Linked DNA regions of Homo sapiens: region 1 is linked to region 2. Evidence: chromatin loops called from intact Hi-C (ENCODE). Cell type or tissue: endothelial cell of umbilical vein. All regions are shown on one strand. Region 1 overlaps MAST4 (microtubule associated serine/threonine kinase family member 4). Region 2 overlaps MAST4 (microtubule associated serine/threonine kinase family member 4).

What was found. A loop is a pair of places that touch in the nucleus more often than their neighbours do. Peaks named below come from ENCODE experiments on the same cell type or tissue, not always from the same donor. Only the 100,000 strongest peaks of a DNase experiment are listed, where the experiment ranks them.
Region 1: it touches region 2 in a loop (3-fold over the local background); 4 of 110 quality-filtered maps call a loop at or near these places.

The regions. Positions count from the first base shown.
Region 1 is chr5:67,058,414-67,060,913 of GRCh38, forward strand. All of the region lies in intron 5 of MAST4 (microtubule associated serine/threonine kinase family member 4), which reads left to right. Among named protein-coding and RNA genes, the nearest start is that of MAST4-AS1, 56 kb to the left of the region's middle. RefSeq lists an enhancer at 554-1,096. In endothelial cell of umbilical vein, no CTCF peak of the experiment used is centred here; DNase peaks (open chromatin) are centred at 798 and 1,508; H3K27ac peaks cover 2,286 bases.
Region 2 is chr5:66,987,205-66,989,704 of GRCh38, forward strand. The region is part of intron 4 of MAST4 (microtubule associated serine/threonine kinase family member 4); the gene reads left to right. Among named protein-coding and RNA genes, the nearest start is that of MAST4-AS1, 16 kb to the right of the region's middle. In endothelial cell of umbilical vein, a CTCF peak has its summit at 953 (motif pointing right); a DNase peak (open chromatin) is centred at 927.

The DNA.
Region 1 (2,500 bases), 71 kb after region 2:
CCTAAAGGAATTTATCTTACTGATATTCTCATAAAATAACAGAAAATTATAAGTATAGCATGGCTTTTGTACCTAGCAAATGGAAAGGTACCAGTTTTTTATTTAAATTTTTCTTCAGTAATGGACTAGTTAAGTAAATAATGATTCAGGGGTGTAACCCAGCACTACATAGTTGTTACAAAGAACAAGGTGGGCTTTCATGTGCTGGTATTGGAAGGATACACAAGATACATTGTTAGGTGAAAACATTGCATGTTGTCATTTCATGTGCATCTGTGTTTTAGAGTGTGTATACACAGATGAAAGCACACTTGTATATTCATGCATAGTCATAGAAATTTGTGGAAAAGGAAAGGAGAAACTGTTAATTGTTTAGCGAATAAGAAAGTAGGGAAATTAGCACATAGTGCCTTTCTAATAAAAAGAAGGCTGTAAAAATAAAACCCATAAGAAAACAACATAATATCTGCAGTAGTTTTCTATTGCTGTAGTAACAAATTACTCATAATTTACTGGTTTAAACAACATGCATTTATTAATCTTACAGTTCTTCAGGGCAGAAGTCTGGGCAGGCTCGCCTGGGTTCTCTGCTCAGGGTATTATGAGGCCAAAATCAAGGTGTTGGTTGAGCTGGGCTCTTACCTGGAGGCTGGGAAAGAACTCACTTCCAAGCCCATGCAGTTGTGGACAGATTTAGGTCATTGCCTTTGTAGGACTGAGTTCCCCGCTTCACCCTGGCTATCAGCAAGGAGCTGCTTTTCAGCTCCTAGAGGCTGGCTGCCCTCTGCGATCTTGTAGCCAGCAGGGGCATATCCGGTCATTCTCGCACTTCAAATCTGACTGCTGCTCCTTCCATCAACCAGAGAAAACTCTTGCTTTTAAAAGGCTCACTTGGTTGAGTGAGGCCCCACTCAGATAATCTCTATACTTGAAGGTCAACTGACTTGGGACAATTACAGCTAAAAAAATCTCTTCATAGTAGTATTCATTTTTGATTGAATAACTAGGGGACTGGAATTTTGAGGAGACCATGGTTAGAATTCTGCCTACCACAGTAACACTTCATATTGTATTTTGATTTAAATGAGTAAAAGTAGGAGCTCTAAGAGTGATACTTAAGAGGATGAGCCACAGAGGAAAAGGAGATAAAAACTGAGACACAGTGACTCCAGGCTTTTAAAGTGCTTAGGTAGCAAATGTAGCCCTGTTGGCCAAAATACCTATTTTCTGTGTCTTCAAAAGTTGTTTTACTATGAATTTGCAGGTGGCTACTTTGATGTATTTTTAAAAGGGTTTCTGTAAGGAAGGATGGAAAGGAGTTTCACTTTTCTGTTGGGCAATTTTAGGAGTTATTAAAGATAGGAAATATCCCTAAATCTCTGTCTATGTGTATATATAGATTTAGGTTACAAAGAGACTTCATTTCTTAAGGGTTAGTCACCACTGTATTTATGCAGCTGTGTTCTGCTTGTTTCGGGTAGGCACATGGGGTTTGGGCAACAAAACAAAACATCCCGAATCCCACTCTTCAAAATGAATCACGTGAACATTTTCATGCATATCCCTTCATTATCTCCTCTGCCTCCCACCCCACAACCACCCATGGGGCTTTGACTTAACAAATAAAACTCAGCTTGTAACTTAGAGGGTTTCCAAGGAGAAACTATATGACATCATGTACATTTTTTAAACAGAATATCTTCATTATTTCAGACAACTCTTAAGGACCTTTCTCCTTTTGATTTCTTTTAGAGTCTCTTTTTGAGCCATACATGAGAATTGTTTGCAACTTGCTCACCTTGCGCTTCAGCTATATCAGTTCCACTCCCCTCAATCTTGCAACTCGTTCATTAGATGAGATACTAAATTGGACGGTGGTAAAGGCAATGGTTTTATAAACAGGCATGTTAATGCAAATAATTGAAAGTTAATAGTCTGGCAATAAGGTGGAGATAGGGAAAAATAAACAAGGCAGACTAATGAATTCAGAGAAGACAGTCTGGGGTAGAACAGGGTAAGCAGATATTCCAGTGTGCCAGAGATACTCCTGGGAGTATCACAATTTTTTTTTTTTTTTTTTTTTTGAGACAGTCTTGCTCTGTCGCCCAGGCTGGAGTGCAGTGGAGCGATCTCCGCTCACTCTAAGCTCCGCCTCACAGGTTCACACCATTCTCCTGCCTCAGCCTCCTGAGTAACTGGGACTACAGGCGCCTGCCACCACGCCTGGCTAATTTTTTGTATTTTTAGTAGAGACGGGGTTTTATCATGTTACCCAGGATGGTCTCGATCTCCTGACCTCGTGATCCACCTGCCTCGGCCTCCCAAAGTAGGGAGTATCACTATTATAACCCAGTGCCATCCTTGATATCAGCATGAAACTTTGTAATATTCTACTGCCCCAGGACTTTAACCTTGGAAGATGTGTAGTTGGGCCGTAAGGGATTTAGTAAAACCTGAAATTTTGGCACATAATGCCAACCAAGCACTTACTTGTTTACTA
Region 2 (2,500 bases):
TTGAAGGTGACATGTTTTTGCTTTCTTAAGTGACTTTACAGACGAAAAAGGAGTCACACTTTTACAGTTGATTTGGTGTAACCCTCCTTCATCAGTATCTAGCATATAGAGTATGCTGATGAGTCATGTGCAATGTGTTTTGAAAATCAGAAGTTTTCAGATGAGCTGGAGGCCTGGATGCCTGAAATGGCTTAGGACATAAACTGCTCAAAAATAATTATAATACCCTTTTTTTTGTAATTTTTTTCTACTTTTTTTTTTAGGTGCTCTGCAGGTTCAGAGAAACTTCTCTAGTAACAGACTGAGAAATGGTCCCTAAAGTATGGTGTTTAATTTCAATACTCCTAAAGAAAATCCAGTTTCCTTTGTAAAATGTTCCTTATGTAACAAAACTGTACTGAAAAAATGTGGTATTTTTCTTTCTCTTTATTTTGTCTCCCTATACCACTGAGAAGTTAATGGTTTAAGGAAAATATTTCAAGCCGTACAGATCATGTCAAATATTTGGTTTGGTAGGATTAATATTTTACTGCAGAGTGACAGTGCTAGTGCTGTCCTAGTTTTAGGGATGATTATATAAACTAATGAGCCCCATCCATTAAAAAACTTAGGGAAACAAAAAGCTATTTATTATGTGGATTACACTGACTGTAGTTAGGATTACACTGACTATAGTTAGGACATGGAAGTGTGAAATAGTTACAACGTGGTTGCGTTTAATTAAAGTTGCTCTTTTTGTGATGCTGAGGTTAATAATTATGACGCTGTGCAAATGTTTAATACTGCTTTATTTTAAAAAAAACTCAATGTTTTGTTGTTTTGTGCCTAGCTCTCCACTGGCCTAAAGCTGACTTTTCACTTAAGTTTACCATCCTCTGAATTATTTCCATTACAACAGATTTTAAGAATGACAGTTGGCTGGGGGCATTGTAATTGTATACTTCAGCCACTAGAGGGAAGAGACTCTAGTATTTATTCTGGGGAAAGAAAACGTGCTTCATCTCTCTGATTCTGTCACTGACCTTTAATCTGAAGGGGGTTATCCTTAGCATTGGGATTACCCTTCTTCCTCTTTTAGAGAAAAAACTTTGGGAAGGAAAAGGTAGAATTAAGGATATTGGACCAGGGCTTGATATATGGGTGTATCTGCCTGAAATTTGGGGTTCAACCAGTTCCTTCAAGACAGCTTCCAATGGGCAAGCAGCTTTGTTGGGGGAAGTGAGTGATTCTTCCAGAACTATTTTATCTGTTAGTATAAAATAACAGTAACATGACTAACATTTCTGGAATATTAGACACTGTTTTAAATACTTTAAAAATACTAACTATCCTAGCAACAGTCCTATGAGGTAAGTACTATTATCCCCATTTTACAGAATAGGAAACTAAGGTACTTAGAGGTTAAGTAACTTATCCAAGATCACAGAACTAGAAACTACTGATATTGTGGTTAAAAACATGGGCAGTGGCTCCAGGATTTATGTTCTCAAGCACTGTACAATACTGCCTTTCCACTTATGCCCAGTTTCTCAAGCACGAAGAGACATTCACAGAATTTTGACAAGTTTGAGTCTACAAAGATGAGAGATATTTTGGTTGAAAACTACAACAGGAAAACTGTAGAATCAAAATTTATACCATAATTTACCCAGGAACACATACATGGTTCACATTTTAACGTTTCTAGAATCAGATTGTGGCTTACAGCTTTATTCAGGGAAATAAGACATATTTGTAAACATAATATACCAACTTCATTAATTGTTAAATTTAATGCTCACAAAAACGTATTTGAAAATAATTTCTATTTTAGATCTTTGTACTTCATGAGAATTCCCCAGTGTGTGTGAGGATTACTGAGATTTGAAGTGAAAATATAAAATACTTATATTTTAGAGGAAAAAAAGGTAATGTGGGATGTTGGTGTGTTTTAATTTGTTTGGTAGTATGTCAGATGGGGCTTCCAAAGGTAAGTTTCTAGGACCTTCACGTTGTTAAATGGCCTTGGATCCTGCCTCTTCTCTAGGATTCACAGAAGCATTTTTCAAACCGCACCTGCCCCTCCTTATACCTCCTTGCTCATAATCAGGTTTAGGCTCCTTACTTTCCCTTCAGGAAGTCAGTTATTCTCATCAAGGCTTCAGAAATAGTCCTAGTGTTGAGCACGTGGGAGAGCTGCTTGTCTTCAGAGTGGTTTGACCCAGTCATTGATGAGTTGAAGTTTTCACTGTCTCACTGAGGCATGTGGCAGCTCAGAATTCATTCAAGCAAACTGGGCAGAGTCTGTGGTATTCAGGAATGGAGGCACAGCAGGAATGCAGGTCTGTGGCTTTGATCAAAACCCCTATCCACAAACAAGCAGAGCCCTGTGAATATGGTGAAGCATAATTTTTTCCCCACTGACATTTTGAAACCAGCTCCCTTACAGAAAGAAATATAGTTTTGGACAAACTTCAGGGAGTTTCCAAGAATTTTCAATAAACAACACAGTCACACTAAG